3 separate regions of the Homo sapiens genome follow, and all the other regions are linked to region 3. A link is a loop called in an ENCODE intact Hi-C map of the cell type or tissue named here. Cell type or tissue: prostate gland. All regions are shown on one strand.

Region 1 (8,000 bases), 110 kb after region 3:
AGAATGGCAGAACGTGGGTGTTTACAAACACTTCTGTCCACTTATGTATACTGCAGATACTTAATGGAGTGCTCATCCTGTGCTGGGATAGAACTGAGACAAAAAACAGATAGTAGCTGCTTTCAGGGAACTTAACAATGTCAGTTAATGGGGGAGACAGGTATCCATTCATAATCATCCCCAATGAATGTGAACCCAAAATGAAATAAGGGCATGGAAGAACATAACACAATTCTAGAAGAGCTGCTCACAAAAGATCAAGGTGAAAAGAAGTTTCTCAAGAAAGTCGCACTGGAGCTGGCATCTGAAGAATGAGTAGGTGCTATTTGGGTGAAAGGCGTGTGCTGTGGGAAAGGGATGGGAAGAAGAGGAGAAAGAGAGAACAGCATGTGCAAACAGAGGGAACAGCACATGCAAAGCCCAGTGGCAAGAAAGACTATGGCGTGGTGAAAAATTGGGCTAAAGACAATATGACCAGGGCTGGACACTGAGGGTGAGAGTGAAATGCAGCATTGGGGAAGAGAAAGTCAATTCCTAATTGTTCAGGAAAGGTGACTGGGTGATAGGCATGACCAGAAGAAGAGAGGTTTCCTATGAAACTCTGTACTGGAAATAGAGCTGCCACAATAGGCAACAAGAACTAAGGTACCTAGAACAAAATGCTCTGTCATTTTGTTCCCTGGGAGAGTAGAGTAAAATTCAATTGAACAGAGGTTGAGACAGCCTATTGATAATTTAAAGAAAAAAAATTTAATGGGCTAGGTCATCATACAGGCATATTAAAATGTAAAACAGCAGAACCAAATCAAATTTCTCTTTGACAGGCTTGCCCTGGTTTTATAATCCCTCTTTCAGGGGAGACTCTGTTGTTGTTATTATTATTATTATTATTGCTCAAGATGGTGTCTCTCTATGTTGCCCAGGCTGGAGTGCAGTGGCACGATCTCGACTCACTGCAACCTCCACCTCCCAGGTTCAAGCGATTCTCTTGCCTCAACCTCCCAAGTAGCCGGGATTACAGGCACATGGCATCACACCCAGCTAATTTTTGTATTTTTAGTAGAGATGGGGTTTCACCACATTGGCCAGGCTGGTCGTGAACTCCTGACCTCAGGTGATCCTCCCACCTTGGCCTCCCAAAGTGCTAGGATTACAGGTGTGAACCACCGCGCCCAACGAGACTCTGTTAAGCTGAAAATATTGAGCTAAATGCCAGTGTCATTCTTCTGTAAATATATGTAATTGCCATTTAAAGAACTCTCAAATTAAGGTTATAACAGCTAGTGATAAACATTCCTTCATTTCTCACAATATTATAATAGAGAAGAGGACCAGCATTAACAAACTGGCTTTTCCTGTTCTCCCGAAACAGTCTTAAGTGATCTCATTTATCATGAATTTCTGTAAGCATTAACAGTTTGTAAAATGAGTTAATTATGTTCTTTGGAGGTTTAATAAAATCTACCAAGTTAAGTAATATCCCGATGCTCTTGAAATTTACCCAGAAAACTTTAAAGAAAGAAATAAATGCATTCGACTGAGCAGAACATCATGTATATTTTTAGAAAGCATACATTATCTCACAATACTTATGCTAAATATGTAAGAAAATTTCTGATAGACTCTAAATCAAGTCTAGTTGTAAAAGGATCTCTCCTCTAAAGTTTTTTTTTTAATCTTCGTATCAATGTATAAATATTGGCATCTATGCAAGCCAAATATATTCCAAATCCAAAAGCTTTGGCAATCCAAACTTTGAGAGAAAGAATAATAAAATCTAACCTTTAATGAGAAAAAGTAGGAATTTCAAGAACATGCATCTATTTTCTACAGGCAGTGGTATGAGAGAAATAGAACAGACACTGAAACAGGTGAAAATTAAGATGTTACATAGGGATGGCATATGGGACTCATTAAGTTTAGGATGGTGTTTTGCCCTTCTTTAAAATGTGTTTTTCTTTTCCCCCACCATAAACTCAATTTGCCCCAGGTAGTAAACTGAAATGACTGGAATTTTCTCTGATTAGATTTCTCTGGGGCTGTTACTGGGTGTTACCACATGGCATAGGGGTGAGGTGCCAGGCTCTGGAGTCAAATTGCCTGTGCTCAAATGCTGCCTCTGCCCCTTACTGGCCATGTATTTTTGGAAAAGCCAGTTACTATCTCTAAGTTCCAGCTTCCTCATCTTTAAAGGAAGAGGTTTGTTATTATGCATACCTCATGGGTTGTTCAGATGATTAGATGAGATGTGTGAAAAGTACTTACTTAGCACAGTGCCTCTGTAAAGGACAGCGATCAGTATTCCCCTGGTGGAAACAGTGGCCATGTTTACAAGATGAAGGAGGAACCAGTCCTTACTGCCTCCCTGTGTAATCAAAGTAGTCATTATCTCCTATTGCCAGGGTTTCCTTATCTCTATCACTCATGTCCTGTCCTGACAACATATTTATAATGGGACTCTACCTACACAATTAATTGTGTAATTTTTTTTCTTTAAATCTCATTCTTTAAAGTTCAATTTTTAAATTGAACTTTATTTCACTACCACAAATGGAAAGCCCATCTCACTTGCTATAACTAGAAGGTAATTCTAAACATACAGCAAAAAAGAAAACCCAGATCATTTAAACGCCACCTCGATCTTGTCACCCCAACAAAGACTCAGAGCCTGAGAGCGGAGGCTGATTGCCAAAGTTTAGAGAGGTGTTAAAGACCTGGTAGAACCTAGGGAAGACATTCTCTCTGTGTTAAAGAGAATGTAAAAGAAAACATAACCCTCTCCTCATTGGAGTCTGTGTCATCCTATGCTGGGTCAGGCCACCACCTAAAATTACGCCATATGCCCCTGGTAATACCCATCTCTCACGTTGTTATCTAGAGTGATTTCCATTGTAGTTTATGGAGTTTTATGCATAAACAGACAGTGTTCTGTGATACCTAAGAATACTTCCAAAATTCCCATGGAAGGAGGCTCCCAATTAATTCCAGTCCATTCATTTTTAAAATTGCTGAGTGAGGCATTAGAATTCATAGAATTTGCAGACCTGTGAATTCCCCTAGCCAGCAGCAATCTTATTAGCATATCCGTAAGTCTTTGCAAATTTGACTAGGGACGGTGTGTGTGTGTGTGCGGGGGGGGGGGGGGGGTTCCATTCTTACTTTATGCATCCTCATTTATACACCCTCCTCTCTCTTGAGGTTGAGTTTCTAAGCTGATAGATCATACCTTCCATCTCTGTCCATAAATGCCTTTGACCCAAATATCATGCAAGTCCAATGGTACACATGTCCTCTAAAACACCCTAAGTGGAAAGCATTGCCTGTTGAGGATTAGAGTAGACATATAATCACGTTTCATACTGAGCTATGGCCTTCATCCAATACAAATGCCACATTCACTTAGGAAGGGTGTGTATACATGGGAAACAGCAGGGGAATCAAGGACAACTTCCTGAATCAGCCTGCTCAGCAAATCCAAACTCATTCAGCCACAAACCCAGTTCATTCATGCATCAGGGTTTGCACTGCTCTAATAAGATGAATGGAAATGCAAAGACAACACTTGGAGGGAGTCCTCTCCGTGCACTGAGACCCTTGTCTGAAAATACAAGCAACTGCTGCTGCTTCACACTCAAAGAGCCAAACATTTTGCATGGATAATTCAGAAGCAGTACGTCACTGCCCCATACACAATCCTCATGTTAAGGGAGCCTGCATCAGGAAAGCACAGACTATCTACCTACACAAAGAGGTCATTGCAAATTCCTCCTCTCCTTCCTGTTGCATTCACTTTAGCAATTTTATTACAGAAGAGACTGTCTAGTCCAGAAGCTTGCTCAGTGATGAAAGAAGCCAATTTGGGATCCTAAATTTGACTATAGAGCATTCATATGGACAACTGGGAATTACCTGGTTTGTGAACTAAGCAAAAGCCAAAACTCTAAACACCTTCTGAGCATCTATGAAAAAGTATTTCCAAATCACAAGCATTCATTTTTTAGATGGGAGTTGGCATGAGGATCTCCTGCAAAGAGAGAGAGAGAGGTTTCCTGGCATGGGATGGGGAGTGCTGAGCACCAAGACACATGTGCAAGCTGAAAGCACACCAAGTGCTCTTCTCTGCATCCAGCACCTCACACACATTAACTCAAAGGGCTGACAAGTCCCTGGATCACTCAGCAGGCAGGCAGCAAACTCTCAGAGCAAACAGAGTTACTGCTGCCTTATCTTGAGCTCCACTATTAACACACTTGTCATCACTAAGCCAGGTTGTTAGTCTCTGGAACAATTTGATGGAAAGGGCAAACACCAGAGAAAAACAAGTTGACCCAGATGGGCTGGCAGAGGGGATCAAGTGGCAATAAACTCCGTTATCACTCCTGGTTGGCAAACAAAAAGCTCTGCCTACGCATGCATTCCAGTTAACTATGGACTTCCCCTCATACATGCATGGAAGGCCATTATGCAGAGAAATGGGCACAGCAAATCACACTAAACACTGAAACTCTGCTGAAGTGACTCCAGTGACTTGGAGTTGTTGATCTAAAAATTGCTTATTCTTGCCTTGACAATAAAATCAGAGTCCAAGTTAATAAAGATTTCTAGTTAGCAAAGTCCCCAAGAGCAAACAGTTTATTCAGATCACCAGCTTTCTGCTTTGCAGTGTGAAGAGATTAAGGGTCCAGGGACACTCCTAGTTCTGGTTCTGCCTGTGTACATCACTGAGCCTTTGTAGACCTCAGCTTTATTCCCTGTGAGACTTAGACTGATCAGCAGTTCTCAATCTGAATGTGATGACAGAGTAGCAGAGGTGGCCGAATATAGAATCCTCAAAATTAACTTACAACCAAAGGCTGGTATCTGTCAGTAGCTTTACATGTATTGACTAATTTAATCTTCACAATAAACCTGTGAAGGAGGTACTATTATCATCCCTATTTTACCAGTGGGGTAACCAAGGCTCAGAAAGGCTGACAACATGCAAGGGTCACCCAGCCAGCCAGGTGCAGAGGTGAGACTAGGAATCATGTGGTCTGTCTCCAGAAATGCTGCTTTTAACTACTCAACTCTTCATAATCTAGTGCCTCTCAATAATGGTTAATAATAGCTATCAGTATGGCCAATTGATGGCCTGATTAGAGGAGATCTGAGGCTTGAAATAAAAGGCTACTGATACTCGCATTTTAACAAGCTTTTTTTGAGAGACAAAGAAGTGGAGTTTCATAACATAACCTGGAGTTTGCATCTCAAAAGTGAACACCATCCACAAGGCCAGGCAAGAAGAAAGGTTGGCACTGGCTGACCACACAATGTGGTTGGTTCCACCTCACTTAGCCATGGAGTCTATGATTCCTTGGTGCTATGAGAAAGAATGCTGCAATCTGCTCACTCTCATTTTGGGAGGACCAAAGCCCTGCCTAGCAGCAATGACAATCCTGGCCCTAACACAGCTGGGAGCCTCTTGACAGGCTTATCTCCTCCAGCTCCCCAGGAAGTCTCCCATTGGCTGTCAGATCAAGATCACCAAACCCATTCTCCTAATTAGCTCCTTGGCAGGCAAACCACACAGGAGCAGTTCCCTTTCCACCTTGAACCCAGCAGACAGTCCCACTCCCCAGCATCAGCCAGCCCCAAAGGCACAGGGCTCCCCTAAGGCCTGCATGCCCTAAGTGTCTGAGAGGACCCCATGACTACAGCACATGTCACTAAGTCCCTAACATTCCAATCATCAGCAGGCATCTGTAACTCCAGCCGGCGTCCCTCCAGGTATGCAAATGCCATCTGCCCTTACATGAGGGAAATGGACAGCAGCGGAAGTTACCAAGGGCCCACAAGGTGTCAGCATCTGGGACAGAAATGAAGTTCCCTCCCTATCACCAACTTCTCTTTTAAAGAACCACTCAAACCCTGCCAAGCTTGTACAAGAGGAGTAAATAACAAAATGACACAGATGACCCATAAAGGATGTATATTTGCTTAAATGAAATAATAGAGTACTTCACAAGTGCCTGGTCCATGTAAGACTTTTGTTTTGTTTTGTTTTAATGGCTATTTCAATATAACACTAATTTAATAGATATAGTTTAAATATAAGGGACTGTAAATAGAGTCTTCAAAATAGTACATCAAAAATTTCCTTCATGATGAAATAGATGGCCTACTATGCTTATCCAGAGTTATTCTTGCAAATTTCTACCTGTAGATATTGTTCGGCAAATAGGCAAGTTCAATTGATTGTTGATTTTAAATAAAAGTTCTAACTGAGAAAAAAAAAGTAAGCCCATAAGAGAAACCAGTTTCAAAAGGCCACATCCTGTGGATTCTCCTTATTTGACATTCTTGAAAAGATAAAGCTATGGTGATGAAAAACAGATCCCTGGCTGCCAGGGGTTAGAGATGGAAGGAGGCGGTTCGATGCGGTAAAGGCACAGTTCCACTGATTATAGTGGTGGTTACACGCCTCCATACATTTGTGAAAATTCATAGACCTACACACCAAATTTTTTTAAAAAGTCAATTTTATTTTATGATTACCTAAAAAATAAAAATGTTTACAAGGCCCATGAATTGGGTTGTCTCTAAAAGATGACTTTTCTTCATATTTCTTCCAAATTGGTTCATATTTAGAGCACTATTGATTATCTAACAAAATTTTAAATGGAAATAGTTGCAGTGGAGATTAAATGAAATAACATATTAAACTGCTTTTGAAATAAAAAGGGCATGGAGGATGTCATAGAAGTAGCGGTGCTTGCAGTAAGAAGTCAGATCAGACTTTACAACCTTGTTAAATGAGGGACTGAAGGCCTGGGGTCCCCACCACTCCTTCCCGTGAGCCAGTGCCCTTCGTACTCCACTTTCCTTATGTGTGAAAAGGGGCACCTGAGGAAGGGTTGTATCTTCAAGCACTTTAATCCCATTACCCAATTATTCACGTGCACAGACCCATAATTGGGAGTTAGATGTTTTCCTTCAGTGCTCAAAATAGAGCAAGTTTGTCCCTCAAAACCAAAAGTACTCAGGTCATGAATGAAGGCTGAAGAAATTCTGATCTGGCGGGAAATTCCACTTTCTGACAACCCTGATGGTACCTCTGAAAAAAACAAACACAATGACTGCTTTTGAAGGGCAGGAGACAGAAAGACTTAACCAGTACTTTTCAAAGGGAGGAAAATTCTGTGTCATCGTAAGCTTGAATAAACCCAGTGCTGTGAATTGCCAAAGGAGAGGTTAACTGTTTTGAAAGCTGTGGCATTTTTCTCATCAGTGTCTCATGAGGCTGGCCAGGAGGGGCAGTTGGAAAGAAGGCTCGGAGATTTGATATTCAGGAAGTCCACCAGACATGCAGCATTCTTGACAAGATGCCTTTCACCTAATGTCATATTAGCAATTCAGACAGAAACCCAGGAAAGTTAGCACACACATATGCCCCACGCTACACATGAGCCCTCCTCCCAAACCACAGCTTCCCGTGCCTCTCTTCCCCATGAATTTAGTACCAGCCTCCAAGGGTTTCTGCCTTCCTTTCTGCAAGTCAATTGAAGTAACTTCCAGAAATGCCTTAATTACAGGCCAGTATCACTGTCATTAGAGGTTTAAATAAAAAGTCCCCGGATTCTAACCTGCTGAGATTTCTTGTATGAAATGTACTTACGGAACTTTGATAAAGTACCAGTCAACTCTAACACTTAAATGGGAAAAACTGTTGCAGCTCAAAATTCAACTCTCATGCAAAACTCCAGGGATGAGGCAGCAAAGGTACCACCTCAGCAAGAAGAAAAAGGAAGAGAGAAAAAAGAAAAACAGGTACTCCATAAATTACCCACATAAATCAGTTTAGGCAGACTACAATTTTTTTTAACACAGAAAACGCTTAAAGGAAAATTCACAGAAAATCCATGATTACTCCTTTAGCAGGGCGAAATGTCCCAATAAGAAGGAGATGTATTAATGGGTGGCCAACCACCTCTTTTGCTCCAGTCGCCTTCCGTGGAGAATAA
Region 2 (8,000 bases), 200 kb after region 3:
TGAGCTGAATCTGCATGTTACGATGTTTCCTCTGTAGAGCCTAACCCCCTCCACTTGTGTTCCCAAGAGCCCCAGCATCACTCAGGAGCTTATAAGAAATGCAGAGTCCCAGGCCCCATTGCTAAACCTCTTGAATAAGAATCTGCACTTTTCAAAAGTTTCATTTTCTAAATTACTATACAGTAAATTTAATTTTTTATTTTTGGTGTAAAGTTCTACGAATGTTAGTATATGTGTCAATTTGTATAGCCACCACCATAATCAAGATACAGAACAACTCTGCCCCAAAAACTATCTTGCATTATCCTTTATGATCACACCTATCACCCCTACCCACTAATAACCACTAATCTGTCCTCTGTCACTACAGTTTTACCTATCCAAGGAAGTAACATAAATGAAATTGATATAATATGTAACCTATTAACGCTGGCTTTTTTAATTGAGCAAAATGTTGTTGAGATTCATCCAAGTTGTTGCTTTTATCAATAGTTCATTCTTTTTTGCTACTGCATGTATTCATGGTAAGGATGTATCACAGTTGTTTTAGCCATTCACCCACTGAGATTCTTCCTAGTTTTGGGTAATTATGAATAGAGATGCTACAAACATGTATATGAATGTTTTTTCTGTAAACTTAAGTTTTCATTTCCCTAGGGTAAATATCTAGACATTGAATTTCTGGTAATATGCTAAGTATATGCTTAATTTTATAAGAAAACTTCTAAACTGTTTTCCTGAATAGCAACATTGTTTTGCATTCCCATTAGTAATGTCTGAGAGTTCCAGTTGCCCCCCATCCTCATCACTACTTGGTATTGTTGGTATTTTTATTTCAGCCATTATAATAGGTGTGTTCACATCTCATCATTGCTTACACTTGCATTTCCCTAATGGCTAAAGATGCTGATGTTCTTTTTCTGAGCTTATTTGCCATCCAAATATCCTCTTTGATCATGTGTCTATTCAAGTCTTTTGCCCATTTTCCAGTTGGGTAGCTTGTTCTCTTCCTGTTGAATTTTGAGAGTTCTTTATATATCCTGGCTATAAAGCCTTCTGTAATATATGTGATTTTTAAGTATTCTCTCCCATTATGTAGCTTATCTTTTCATTCTCATAATAGTATCTTTCACAGAATAATAGTTTCTAATTTTGACGTGTCTAAGTGATCCATTTTTCTTTTGTGAATCATCTTTTTGGGGTCATGTCTAACTTACCTAAGTTCAGATCAGAAAGATTTTCTCCTATGTGTTTTTATCAAAGCTTTATAGTTTTACACTTATATCTGTGATCCACTTTGAGTCAATTTTTGTATAAGACATGAAGTTTAGGTTGAGCTTTTTGTTTTGTTTTGTTTCATTTGCCCTTGGATGTCCAATTGTTCCAAGACCATTGTAGAAAAGACTCCTTCTCCATTGAATTGTCTTTGTACCTCTATCAAAGCAATTGACCATATTTGTTGTAGGTCTATTTTTGGACTCTAGTCTACTCCATTGATCTATGTGTCTATCCCTTTGCCAATATGACACTGTCTTGATTACTATAGCTTTATAGCAAGTGTTAAAATCAGGTAGGGCGATTGGTGATTTCTTCAAATATACACTTCTTTTTCAAAATTATTTTACCTATTCTAGTTGCTTTGCCTTTTCACATAAATTTTAGAAATTGGTTTGTTTATATCTGCAAACAGTCCTGCTTAGATTTTGGTTGGAGTTACATTAAATCTGTAGAGAAATCTGGGGGTGAGCTGGCACCATTACTAGGATGAGTCTTCCAGTCCATGAACATGGTATGTCTTGCCATTTCTCTAGGTCCTCAGAATCTGCATCTTAACAAGAATCCCAGGTAATTTCCCTGTACATTAGAGTCTGGGAAGCACAGCTCTAGAGTGGAAATGACAGTGAAGTCATCTGGGAGGATTTACAAAATATGGAAGCCTAGACCTCACTCAGACCAACTGAATAAGAATCTCTGAAGGGGGACCTAGGTGCTGGAATTTTTTCTATGTCTTGTAGGTGATTCTAACTGGCAGCCATGTGTGAACCTCTACTCTAAACCCAGTCTGGGCTCTTGTGGCTCTGGCCCTATGCTCATTAAATCAATCTGATTAAGGCCATCAGTTCATTCCTTTTCAACCCTAGATGTATATTGGAATCCTTTGAGGATAGAGGTTACTTCAATGAGAATTTTCAAGAAAAAATTCTAGTTGACAGATTCACCAAACTTCCTCTGAGGCCCCACCTATATTTGAGGATTACCTTTCCCTGCCCAACCCCAGGAGCTAGAACAACATTCCAGAAGTTTTAACTCTCAACTCTAAAAACCTGCTCTCTTTTTGGAAGTCTCTCTACAAGTTACTGAGGCAGGAGGAGACAGAGGAGAGAGGGAACATGTGTGCACACAAGAGAAATGTCCAATTGAATGAGTCTGATCAATAAGATCTATGACTCAAAAATACTTGCTTCATGGCAAGGGAACATCTTTTGCTTTCATATCCATCTCACATACCTGCTGAGTCAAGGAAACAGCTCCATATTTAGGAGAAAAATCCTCTTCTAATCTCTAAATGCAATCGAAGGTTTTCTATGTCTTTTTCTGTGGCTCCTTGGAAATGTTAAAGGCATGTCTCAGCTACAGCAAGGTGGGGCATGACATATTGCCCCCCAAAATATGAACCAATTGAATGTCGTCTGAAGTCAGCTCTGTTTCTGTTATCTTTTAATGGATTTTAGGTAAAGAAGTGTTGATGTAGATAAAATAGATATAAAACCAAATTCTTCTGCTTTGGATGTGCACCAACCCCAGCAGGCTAAAAATAGATTCAACTGCATCAATAATATTTCTCTTTAAAGTTGCAGGTCCTTTGGGGGTTTGGAAACATTCAGAGAGGATAAAAGGGGAGAAAGATATGAAAACAGCAGAAGCTGCAGTCTAAGCCTCCAGGTGGGGGCCTTGGGGACAGCCATGCTGGAATGCCTGATTTTTACATGTCCAAGTACCTATTTCCTACCAAAAAAAAAGCCCTTCCACATATGATAAGAACACATCTTTTCTTGCAGGGCTGTCAAGTTCATTCTAAACACCCCTGCCGCTGCCTGTTTGAGATTGATGCCTCTCCAATCTCTAGCTCTTTGTTTGAAATTAAACATCCAAAGACCTTTAGAATAAAAAAAGTCAACATACAAATGAAATGCATTTCAACATGCATCTCAACTGCAGAACCACAGCATGTTGAGACTGGACCAAGCAAACCCTGAAGAAGTTTCCCCTCTTGCTCCTCTGTGGTAGATGACCTATCCAAGTTCACACAACAGGTAACATGGAGCATGTGGAGAGACTCAGCATAGGCCAGTGCAGTAGCGGGGTCTACTGGAAAAGACTTGGCCTTTGAAGTCTCATTCCAATCCCAGCCTTGCATTGACCAACTCTGTGACCTTGACCTTGAAAAAGTAGAGTCACAGTGCCCTCTACTTCACAGGGTTGTTTGGAGAATTACTGAAAATGTGCACAAAATACCTGATACACAGTGGGGCACTCAGCTAACACCAGTCATTCCTGTAATCCAGGTCTCCCAACTTCTAGTCCAGTGCTCTTTGCACAACAACACCATATGAAGACTCTGAGCTATCCAAATAAGTGCACTTGAACCACAGGTTAAATCCCCTTCCTCTCATCAGAAATACAGGCTAGCACCGCCCAGCGTTCTTTAAAGACAGCCAGGAAAACAAACCAAATTCATACTACTTACCCAACACTGAACGAGACACGCTGGCTCCCTTTCCTTTATTTTGTTTCCCTTCTATTTGTCCTGGGTTTGTGGTTCTCGGGCAAGGTGAACTCTGCTCAGTATGATATGTGACCCCTGGCCACAGTTGCATATGGCCCTGCCTCAGTTGCTGCCTGCTCCTTACTTGATTCTCCAGGTCCACACTCCTTTCCTGTGCCATCTTCCCCTGTGGCACCTGTGTGTAGGAATCTTCAACAGCTGCACCGCCAACAGAGAAGCCACAAGCTGGAGCCCCACAAGTTTCCCCCCAGGCCCCATGCATGGGTCAGCAGTCTTGACCCCTGGGCTGATTTTAATATTTTAATTAAATTGACAACATGTAAAAAATCTGGAGATTTCACAACAATGCAGATTTCTGACTTCTTTTGACAAATTACAAACTGGCCAAATGTCCACAGCTGGCCAGAGCTGTGAGGCAGCTGCTCCCTTCATCTGGAAAGACTCTTGCTCCACTGGTCAAAGTCCCCACCGGTCCCCTCATTGCAACCTCACCATTCCCTATCAACCTCTGAGTTTTCCACCCCTGTTATGATATGCACTTCCAGTTCTCCAGCTGGACACTCAAGATGTGTCACCACATGGCCCACTGCACTTATTCAATCTCTTCTCCTGGGAACCCTGGAAAATCTCTCTGCTTCTAGGCTCTGCTGGGAGCAATTCCCCTCCTACAATGTCCTCCTTGCTCTTTTATTTATCCAACCCAATCAAGAGTATCTCTGCTTAAAAAATTCTTGCTGACCACCCAAGCCACAAAGAGCTCTCCTTTCCTTAAAGCATGGAGTCAACAGTTATCTTACCTACCTTCACATAGTTGGTTCTTCCTGTTTGCACATCCTGTTTCCCTAGCTAAATTGTAAACTTCTTGAGTTCACATTTGTTTGCCTTCCCCAGAAGGCAGCCACAGACTTTCCAAAGGGAAAGTTCTGAACAAAGATTAATTGTTTGGTCAGGAGCTATCAACCATATCATCACTCAGTGCAAGACCAGTCTCTCCAGCCTCTTTTGCCTCCACTCCACTTCCCTTGTTCCCCTCTCAAATCCACCCAAACCCCCATCCTCCTGGAATCACTCCAAAAGGACTAGAATTTGTTTCCTGTTTTGCCCACGATTGTTCCCATCGCTGCCACTCCCCAGGGCTAAACACAGAACCTGCCACATAACAAAAGCTCAGCATATGCACATTAAATGGAAAGTGCCTTACTTTTTAGTCCCTATATCTTAACATCTGCAGTTCACCAGGCTGACCATGCCCTTCTCCCTTTTCACCAACAGATCTACGGGTCTTGGAAATCCCAGTTCAGTGTTCCTCTCTCAATCTTTTTCTCTTCCTTTACTCAGCCAAGTCACTCCTCTCTCTAGGCGCCGCAGTCCTTTGCTCTTGCCTGCCACAGCCATTGCCAAATGTTGGTGCAATTGTTTGCCCACACCTGTTTTTCCCTTGGATGCCAAGGTCTTCCGGATCCAGGATTGTGTGATCTTCTTCCATGCGCTTGCCTGGTTCCCCAAGTCATAACTGGACATAATTAGTCTGGTGGAGAAGGCAAGTATTATGGCCCTCATTTTTCCAATGAGAAAATGGAAGCAAGGCACCAGGCTCCCTGCATGCAGCAGAGAGATGGAAGAGGAAGAGAGGAGCAGCTTGGGTGAGAAGACTTGGTTCTATTAGCAGGGGTCAAGCAATGGAATGGAAATGTGTCATGTCCTTTCAAGGTCATCTGTGGAGCAATGTTTAACAGCCTGCCCAAGAAATATTTAATTACCTAGAGGAAAGTAAGTACCTTTGTTGACTTGATATTTGCTACCAACTAAATAGCCAGATTATGTGAAGTTACACATTAATGTGTAGGATTTTGCCTAGTAGAAATACAAATGTTTTCTGTTCAGGAGAAAAGATAATCTCAAAGTTTATTAATTGACTCCCGTGTAGGACATTAACCAGTTTTGTTTCTAATTTAGCAATCTCATTCCAACACTCTTCCTCCAGTGCCTATGTAAACTCATGCTGCCATCTTGTTGGTTTCCTCATTAATGAGCTAAATGCATTTTTGACATGTCCACATTCTAGATTTGTATGAGTCACAATTTTAACTTTTTGAAAATTATACTTTGCCACCCAGGTGCCACCAACTCTGGGAGTGTGAGCAAGTCCCTCCCTCCCCTCTTCTGGACTCAGTTTCTTCAACAGTAACATGAGGGCGTAGGTCTGCATGGGAAATTACAAGCCCCAGGAATATTTGATTTTAAGCCTGAATCTTAAAAAGAATAATTTCCTCATAGGGTTGAACATCTTACGGAGTTATTTTCCAAAATAACAACAATAATGGGACAGTGCTTCATACCTGGGGCTAAGTATTTTAATTCTCACATAATGAGATGGGGCTATTGTTCCTAGCTCTATTACAGGTGAGGTTAGGAAAGCTGAAACAGTATTTTTTTTAACGAGGAGACACTATGTTTGTCCTTCCACTCATGTTTCCTTCCATTCTTCTTTTCACCTGTCTGGTCATCCATGTTTCCAGTCATCCATCCCACTGATGCAAAAAGAAGGTGGTTTCCATTTTCACTCTGGATCTATCTAATTGACTATTTAATTGATGTGGACTTTAGTAGAGGCAGTGATTGCTTCCAGTTGGTGGGCCCAGGAAGACTGTGAAAAAGGTACCACTTTCAGCTTGACCCTGAAGGTTCAAGCAGAATTATTTAGGGATAGGTTGAAGAAGCATCTTTGCCTGAAGGAACCATGGCAGGGACACCAGAAGACAAAGGAGGGAGACATGCACAGTGACCAGTGGGTGGTTATGGCTGTGGGAAGGGTGGATAATGGGAGATGAGATGAAAAAGATTGATTGGTCTTGGCATATGTCAATGGCTGATTGAGAATCTTAAGTTTCCTTGATCTGAAGCCCTGTCCACAATCACCCAGACTCTGAGTACTTCATGTGGTAGTAAGAGGCAGAGACAAACCCTTCCCCAGGTGCCCTGATCTGGCCAAGCCTGGGCGCTCTGACTACCAGAGTCCTGAACTCTTAGAAGGGAGAGCTGCAAACAACCATGGCGGGAATCTACTCCAGCCTCCCTTCCCGAACATGTGGGCCTGAGCTAATTTAAGCTAGTCTGAGCTCACTTTGCAAGCAGTTGTCACAAGGTGCTACATCAAAAGACTCCCAAGGCCCAAATATTTAACAACCAGAACACTCCCTCCATCCATCAGTTTGGTAATTCTATCCACACAAAAAAACTATTGGGGTTTCATTTCTGGCCTGCTCATTTCTTATAAACATGCCAGGGCCATTTACAGCTCACAACTCACTGCTCTCTAAACATTTACACATTTCTCCCTCTTAACACATCCTTGGCTATTTGATTAAGTAGTAGATCACAGGGGATGGAAGGCAAGGCCTTGGCATCTTTGGGTTTTCTCCAAACCTATCTTGACATGGGTTCAATGCCAGCCTCCCCTTCCAGTAAACACAAGGATTATTGCACTCCTGGGCACAGACTTGCTGATGCCTTGGTCTTTTCTATCCCTTCTCTTGCAGTTTCTTTAGGTAGGAGGGAATACAAACCCCAAAAACAAACAGACATGAGTCCATTTTACCAGCTGGGTTTAATGGGAAAGCTGGTAGGGTTCCCCATGACCCCTAGGACTGAATGAGTGCCCACATTTCACAACACCCTGATTCCAGACAGGAAGCTTGGAGAAGTATCTATATTTGGGGGAAGGAAGCTGCCCCAGACACAGCTTCCTGGACTGTTAGCAAAGGAATCTCACACAAGGCCTAAACCAGTTTCCATACAACTTCCTTGCCTTTTGGGAAGGTGCAATCTCACAGGACTGGTGGGACTTACCCAATGCAGTCATCCAAAAACAGTTATGGCCAACACCTAAGTGCTGAGAAAAGTCAAGAGGAAGAGGAAGCCCCAAGGGCAGAGAAAGTGGTGAAGGTCACAGAAAAGGCATGGAGCTGTGGCACCATTGGCGGGGGACAGCTAGAGTCCAGGCACAGAGCTAAAACTGGGTATGAGCAAGGGTAGGAGAGGGGACACTGCTGAACACCCACAATGGTCCTGCTCCTGTTGGCTCTGCCTTCAATCTCAAAGGCAATTATGAATAAAGGAAAGCACACTGCCTTCAGAGTCCGACCTAAGTTTGAATCCTGGCATCTTTCCCAGCTGGCCGTATTACCCCTAGGAGCTACTCAACACTTCAGAA
Region 3 (8,000 bases):
GGTTTACTCTAATACCAGAATCCTGGAAACTTGCATAGCAGCTACAACTAGAATTCAAGTTCAGCCTCACCGTGGGCTGGACCAGCAGATCTCAAAGTGTGGCCCCCAGATCAGCAGCAGCAGCATCACTTGGGAATGTGTTAGCCATGCAGATCCTCAGGCCCCATCCCAGGTGTACTGAATCTGAAACTCTGGGGATGGAACACCCCAAATCTGTAATTTAACCAGACCTCTAGGTGACTCTGGTGCACTCAAAGTTTGAGAACCACTGGTCTATCTAGAATACATAGTGTGCTTGTTCCAAAGCAATTGTCCTTACCACGACCCAAAGAGCCTCACAGAATAGATTTCGGAAAGTACGTGTGCGTGTGTGTGTGTGCGTGTGTGTGTGTGTGTGTGTGTGTGTGTGTGTGTGTGTGTGTTGAAGTTTCTCAGGTATTCAGGTATGTTCCTCTGGTTTAAGAACCACCACTGTGCCAGGCCTCTCAACAGTGGCTGCACAAGTGAAATTATTCAGAGAACTTGAAAACATTCTGGTGACTGAGTTCATCCCCAATTCTCATATGCTTGGTTAGAAATACAGTCTGGCCAGGAGGACGTGTCAGAGTTCCTGGGTGATTCTAACATACTGCCAAGATCATTTAGCCCATAGAAGAATCACCAGGAGAATTTGTTAAAACAGATTCCTCAGCCCTACCTTTCAGAGATTCTCCAGGTTTAGGGTTGAACTCCAACATTTTTATTTCTATTAAGCTCCCAGGCCATGTGCTGGCTTGCAGACCGCACCTCGAGTAGTCCTGCTCTAGGAGAAACATGTTTATATTTTAGATACCTGAAATCTTCTTTGGGCTGGGATGGCCAACTTTCCTCCATCTGTTCCTCCTCTAAATTCCTATAAACTTACTGTTCTTTCTAGAGGACACTCCAATTAAGTTATTAACATCTTATAGAGGCAAGATCTATGTTTTCCCCATCTTTGGGTCACTCCTAGCACCTAGGGATTTGCACACAGTAGGTGTTCAGCTGAATAATGCAGTCGAATCCCTGAGCTGGTTTCAGGTGTTCATTTTCTCCCTATCTGATCTGCTAGCCAGGTCAATCCATTATGGCCCTGGTCTCATGGAAAAGAATCAAGGCATCTATTTTTTGAAGATGATGTGAAGGTAAATATACGTCCAGTCCTAGAGATTTAGGTTGCTGAGGAGGCTGTTCCAATAATACCCCAGATGAAGTACAGCCATCTGGAGAGGTTTTGGCATCCATGCAAACCTACTGCTGAATTCGTTCCTTGAAGACATTCATTTTAGGATGGTATTTCCAATTTGGCATATAACAGAGCCATGCAAATCAATGAGGATTTAGAATCTCTACTTACGGAGGGCATCTTATTTAAAGCGTGTCCCTGACAAAGCAATATCAAGGGAACACAATTGGAAATCTCTTGGAGAGGAGTAATTTCTCTAGAAGCAGTTTTAGCTATAGCAGCGACCGGAACAGCAATGAGCTCCCTGAAATACATCCAAATTTTTAGTATTCCACTTGGCTGGGCTGCCTTCTTCAGAGCCCAATCATAGGGACAGAACTTAATAATGAGTTCATTTTTCTTGTCACACTAGAGCAATTCAGTTGCAATGCTATTCATAAGGTGTATGTTGCCATTGAATTCTTTCTCAAAAAAAAACAAAAAAAAAAAAGCTCAAGCCAAGAGTAGAGCCCCATGTCAGTCTATATGCGCTAACAAAATACCTTAGACTGGGTAATTTATAAACAACAGCAATTGATTGCTCACAGTTCTAAAGGCCGGAATGTCCCAGATCAAGGCGACAACAGATTCAGCATCTGGGGAGGGTTTTTTCTCTGCTCCATAGATGGCACTTTCTTGTTTCCCTGCATGGTGGGAGGGACAAACAGCCTCCCAAGGGCTTCTTTCATAAGGGCACCAATACCATTCCTGAGGGCTCCACCCTCATGATCTAATCATCTCCCAGAGGCCCCATCTCCAACACGACGGCATTGGGATTTCATTTCAACACATACATTTGGGGCAGATACAAACATTCAGACCATAGCAGCCCATAACATCTAGCATGATACTATTTCAACATGGACTAATGGTAAAAACATGGATTGTTTTTATTTATTTGGCTACTTGTATAGAATGGGTCAAGAAGCTCAGAAGAGGGGACTGGTGAACATGGGGGAAAAAAGTAGTTTGGAGGCTGGTAAGTTATTAAAAATGTGTTAACTTGTAGCTTGAGAGACAGCATAGTATCATATCAAGTAACATGGACTTTGGAGGTAGATTGCCTGAGATCAAAGCTGAGCTCTACCATTTACTCACTAGGTGACTCTCAGCAATTTATTTAACCTTCTGAAGCCTCAGTTTCCCCATCTGTAATATGGGCCCCCAAATGACACCTATTTCATAGTACTGTTTGGAAGAGCACTTGAGACAATTATATACTGTATGTACATACACATACATACATATATATACACATATATGTAATATGTGTAATATGAACACATCTAACTTTATTCTAGTTATGGAAGCACTTTTCTTTTGGATTTCTCTTTCTCTCAAACCCCCCAACCCCCACTCTCCTAAGGACACCTGGCCCAAAAAGGGAAATCATACTTTTTCTTTTCTTTATTTCACTATTCTTATTCTAAAGAAACCCACAGACTACAGACAGCAGTTTACTTAGAAGGCTCTGGGCTTCAGGGAATCTAGATGTCCAAGTTGAAAGTCAGCTGCCTGGAACATGGAGTGGGTGACCTCTGGGGGCACTCAGGGGCCCTTCCTTCCAGGCTTCGGGCACTGTCACTGAGAAGCAACTCCCTTGGGGGAGGGGTGCTTTTGGTCATAGCGGTTGAGTCAAGTTATCAGATGTCAAATAGCTTATAGGAGTTCAAAGTGAGCCTATCTCCACCACTGCTAACCACGAACTGCCCATCTGAGCATGATGAAATTGGCCCCCTTCCCCTCTCCCCTTGCTACTTAATTGCTCACAAATCCAGCAAATTGCAGGACCAGCCTCTAGGGGGCACCAGAGACCTTTCCTTTCAGAGCCCAAAATGCCATTTCAGTAGCAGCAGAGTAGTGTGTCCTGGAGCTGGAGCATGGTCCAGTGTCTCTTGTGCTTTTTGGCCTACTGAGTCCTTAAGTATATTTAATTTAATTTGGGTAGGGTGGTAGAGGGTTCCTTTTAACAGTGTATTCATGATTTCTCTAGCATTTCTTCAGGAAAGTTATTTATTTCTTTTAGATATAGAATTTTTACCATTGGTCCATTCACTCAAAATCACTTCAAAAAACATTTGCTAAGCTTCCACTATGTGCAAGAGTGTCCTGGGCATACAAAAAGTAAAAAGCCATGGTGTGTGCTGTCACAGACTCATTCTAGAGCAGCGTGGTCCCACAGAACTGTCTATGATGATGGAATGTTCCACATCTGTGCTGTCCAGCTCCGCAGCCAATGAGCCACATGGGGCTCTTGAGTACCTGAAAAACAGCTGGTAGGATGGAGGAACTGAGCTTTTAAATAGGCAAATGTGGCTAGGAGCTACCATACTGGACAGCACAGTGTATTAGTTTGGTGCAAAAGTAATTGTGGTTTTGGCCATTTTTAAGTGGATTGGTAAGCCTGGCTATTTAAAGTGTGGTCCACAGAGCAGGAGAATCACTACACCTGAGAGCTGGTGGAAATGTAGATCTCTGACGTTAGCATAGGCTTCCTAAATCAGAAACTGCATTCTAACAAGATCTCCTGGTGCTTCTCATGCACAGTAAAGTTTAGAAAGTTAGGAGATGCATACAAGTGGTTCTCATCCTGACTGCACTTCAGACACAACTGAGAAACATTAAAAGAAGCTGAGCCTAGGTCACACCCTCCACCCAGAGATTCTTAGGTTAATGGTTTAAAGGCTTGGCCTGAACATGAAGAGTTTTAAAAGCACTCTGGGGGATTCTAATAAAAATTCGAGAACCATCCCAGCATAAGTCAGTACGGTGGCTCCAAAACTGGAGATCACCAGGAGTGCTTGTTAAAACACAGACTGCTGGCTCCAACTCGCGGTTTCTGATCCCTGGGTCTCGGTTGAGCTCTAAGAACCCTCATGTGTAACAAGTCCCCAGTAACGCTGATGCTGCTGATCCAGGAACCACACTTTGAGAACCACTGGTCTAATCATTTTAAAAGATGGGCTCCAGAATTGGACTAACCTGAGTCTTGGACCTGCCACTTACTTAGACCCTGAACCTCAGTTTCCCAAACTGTAAACTTGGGCTATGAATATTTACTCATCGAGTTATTGTGAATATTAACTCAGAGAATGACTGTGAGATGCTGGGCATAGTGCCTACTTTTAATAAGCAATCAATAACTGTTCCTTACTATCATGATCCTAAGAAGACTCACTCATTCATTCATTCAACAAGTATGAACTATGTGTCAGGCACTGTTCCAGGTACTAGGGACATAGCGAAAAACAAGGGGGCCACAGTCCCTGCCACATTGCTATCATGGAAGCTGCAGTCCTACCTGTCAGTACAAAGCAGGCTGCGTATGGTGCTCCTATAGCACGAATCCTAACAGCACAATACAAAGGTCAGAGAGGAATTCATTCCAATGGATGAGAATGGGAAAGCTGCACACAGGAGCTGGAGTCAGAGCTGTGCCTTAATGGGGAGAAGGATTACAACCTGCAGAGTCAGGGCAGGAACTTACTCATGACCAGGCACAGGGCAGAGACAGCAAGAAGATGCAGCTAGCAGCCTAGTGGAGCTGGGGCAGGAAGTACAGGGAAAGGGGAGGCAGGAGGCAGGGCTGTGCATATGGGGATGCCAACCAGGGTCTGCCTCCACTCTCTGGCCAAACCATACTATTTGTGTTTGTTTAAATCCCAAACACTGAAAATTACTGATGTCAGGAAACTGAAACCAGGCCACAGCTTTCATTCTTGATTATTCTTACCAAATGCAGAGGCCAGTCAACAGAAGGTCCAGAGATTCACAGAATCATCCTGACCCTGCCTGAAGGTGGGGCGGGGCTCTTCAGCCAAGCAGGTGGCCTTGGGCCCAGATGCTCCATTGAAGCAGAGGAACAGAGAGATGCTTGAGACTTCAGCTGAGCCCTGGGTGGGGTAACCATTAAAAGGAAGAGTGGTGTGCTGACCCCATCCACCGCTTCCCTTAGGAAAATGGTGGCCTACCACCACAACTCTTTGGTCTCATTTGGGTTTCTCTGTAAACTCCAGAAAGCAATAAAGCATGATTCCTAAAAAAGAGGGCTACTAGGTGGAGGTTATGCAGACCTAATATGTTCCCCTCAGTCACTGCAGCTGCACAGGAAGGGGCACCCAAACCTCAGAGTAAGTTGCGTAAGAACAACAGACAACAGGCAAGTCTGTCTAGTAACTCACCTGTTCCCATGAAAAGAAAAAAAAATGTCACTCCATGCAAATGAGGGGTGTGGGAGGGTGTTGAGCTTCAATAAGGCTCTCCCCAACGGTCTCCTCCCTAACAGGCTGTAAAATAACATGAAGCATGGCCCCAAAGGGCCGTGAATGACCCCTGGAGCAAAGGACTCCAAAAGGCTCTGCAGAGCTTTTGGCACATCTGAACAGGGGCCCGGATCCCAGCGCACCCTCTTCTGGGCTCTGACTTTGGCAAGTTACTCAACCCCTCAGAGCCTCAGATTCCTCTTTGGAAATAATAATGGGAATAATAATATGCCCCTTTTGGTAGGCAGAACGATGACCCTCAAAGATGTCTGTGTTAATCTTGGGACCTGTGAATATGGTCATCTACATGCCAGAAGGAAATGAACGCAGCAGGCAAATTAAGGTTGCTGATAGGCTGACCTGGAGATGGGAAGAGTATCCTGGAGTATCCAGGTGGGCCCAATGTAATCACAAGAGTCCTTAAAAGTAGAAGAAGGAGGCAAAGAAGAGATGGCAGGAAGCAAGATCAGAGTGATGCAAGGTGGGGATGCACCCTTAGTTGCTGGCTGTGAAGGTGGAGAAAGGGGCCATGAGCCAAGGGGTGTAGGTGGCCTCTAGAAGCTGGAAAAGGCAAGGACATGGAATCTTCCCTAGAGCCTCTGGAGAGACCCATGTTGGACTTCTCACCCACAGAACTGCTTGGAAATAGAAAACTTCTACACCATTTTGCAAGGTTGTGAGGCTGATGCTTGGCACTCAGCAAGGCCTCTCTCTTTCTTCCTTCCTTCCTTTCTTCCTTCCTTCTTTCCTTTCTTCCTTCCTTCTTTCCTTCCTTCTTTCTTTTCTTTCCTTCCTTTTATTTTCCTTCCTTCCTTTCTTCCTTCCTTTCCTTCCTTGCTTCCTTTCTTCCTTCCTTCACTTTCTTCCTTCTTTCCTTCCTTCCTTCTTTCCTCTTTCCTTCCTTCCTTCTTTCCTTTTCTTTTCCTTCCTCTTTCTCTGTTTCTCTTTCTCTCTTTCTGACTTTCTTTCTTTTCTTTTCTTTTCTTTTTTCTTTTCTTTAGCAGGGTCTTACTATGTTGCCCAGGTTGGTCTCAAACACCTGAGCTCAGGGGTCCTCCTGCCTCATCCTCCCCAGTAGCAAGGCCACTTTCTTCTCTAGGCTGTTATTAGCTTCTGTGGGTACACACCATGCTCCACACATACTAGGCTTCATTCTCCCTGTCTTAGCCCATCATTGCAGCCTCCACTGAGCCCCAGCCTCTCACAGAAGCCTATCCTCATTCTCCCACCCACATGAGCTCTCACTCCTCTGAACTCCCATGGCCTTTACAGCCTGTACCTTGCAATTACGGGCTTAATTATATAGTGGGTAGTGTTACCTGCTGTCACTGCATGTGTGTTTATTTTGGTTCCAAAATGAGATTGAAACTTTAGTCTCAAACAGGAACAATGTTTTGTCCTTTTGTTGTTGTTGTTTTTAAGCACCTGTGCTTTTTTTATATAATCCTGTTTTTATTGCCTTCTGACACAAAAAAAGGACTATTTTGGGCATATATTTATAAGCAGATACCCTACATCATTGCAACTGCCCTGTGATTGGGCATTAACTCATTTTTCTATTTTCTAGCAGAGTTTACTGAAGGTTTTAAGGTTTAAGGTCTAAGGCCAGTTCTGATACAGACAATAGAATCAAGTTTATAGTTTTCCAATCATGGTTCCAATGACCATGGTCCCTTATCATATGCCGATTTCATCAGTCAAAGAACAGGGGATGGTGTTGGAAATCACAGTACCAGTAGGATACAGGGTGGCCCGGCATGTGTTCCTCTCATCCCAGTGCTGAGCACACAGTAGGTAATAAAAATGGGCTAGAAAACTGGCTGGTGAGTGCATCATTACTTTCCTCCTACTCCCTTCTTTAAATCCTACAAGATCACCCTCAACAAAAACATACACACAGGCAAGGTGCAGTGGCTCACACTTGTAATCCCAGCACTTTGGGAGGCTGAGGCGGGTAGATCACCTGAGGTCAGGAGTTTGAGACCAGCCTGGCCAACATGGCGATCCCGTCTCTACTAAAAATACAAACATTAGCTGGGTGTGGTGGCAAGTGCCTGTAATCTGAGCTATCGGGGAGGCTGAGGCAGGAGAATCGCTTGAACCCAGGAGGCAGAGGTTGCAGCGAGCCAATATCGCACCACTGCACTCCAGCCTGGGCAACAAGGGCGAAACTCCAAAACACAAAAACAAAAACAAAAAAACATACACACAAACAGAGGCAGCACAGCCCATTGACCTACCTTGGGGATACATTCCCAAAAGAGAATGAGACAGACGGACATATGAGTTCTCCTTGGAGCATGTTATTCAAATCTCAAAATAAGATAAAGCTCTCATTTCAAGGTGCATTTATTTTAGTGAGGTTTGGATTTGTAAGGGAAACAAAATGAATAAGTTGGTGGGTGGGGACAGGAATTAAAATAAGCAGCGTCTTGCTGCTTGCCGACATGACTGTCCTCACATCCGCTGCCTTATTTTTTATTCTGTTCTGGTTT

Evidence for each region. A loop is a pair of places that touch in the nucleus more often than their neighbours do. Peaks named below come from ENCODE experiments on the same cell type or tissue, not always from the same donor. Only the 100,000 strongest peaks of a DNase experiment are listed, where the experiment ranks them.
Region 1: a loop joins it to region 3, with 2.7 times the contacts of the local background. A loop is called at or near these places in 3 of 110 quality-filtered maps.
Region 2: it touches region 3 in a loop (3-fold over the local background); 15 of 110 quality-filtered maps call a loop at or near these places.

What each region holds. Positions count from the first base shown.
Region 1 is chr10:77,283,636-77,291,635 of GRCh38, forward strand. All of the region lies in intron 2 of KCNMA1 (potassium calcium-activated channel subfamily M alpha 1), which reads right to left. Among named protein-coding and RNA genes, the nearest start is that of KCNMA1-AS3, 63 kb to the right of the region's middle. In prostate gland, no CTCF peak of the experiment used is centred here; a DNase peak (open chromatin) is centred at 4,246.
Region 2 is chr10:77,367,391-77,375,390 of GRCh38, forward strand. All of the region lies in intron 2 of KCNMA1 (potassium calcium-activated channel subfamily M alpha 1), which reads right to left. KCNMA1-AS3 (KCNMA1 antisense RNA 3) reads left to right here. Exons shown (of 6, transcript NR_126365.1): 4 at 5,457-5,557; 5 at 6,307-6,445. Among named protein-coding and RNA genes, the nearest start is that of KCNMA1-AS3, 21 kb to the left of the region's middle. In prostate gland, no CTCF peak of the experiment used is centred here; DNase peaks (open chromatin) are centred at 4,731, 5,194, 6,902 and 7,221; H3K27ac peaks cover 3,672 bases.
Region 3 is chr10:77,171,021-77,179,020 of GRCh38, forward strand. The region is part of intron 5 of KCNMA1 (potassium calcium-activated channel subfamily M alpha 1); the gene reads right to left. Among named protein-coding and RNA genes, the nearest start is that of KCNMA1-AS2, 34 kb to the left of the region's middle. In prostate gland, a CTCF peak has its summit at 3,034 (motif pointing right); a DNase peak (open chromatin) is centred at 3,041; H3K27ac peaks cover 2,463 bases.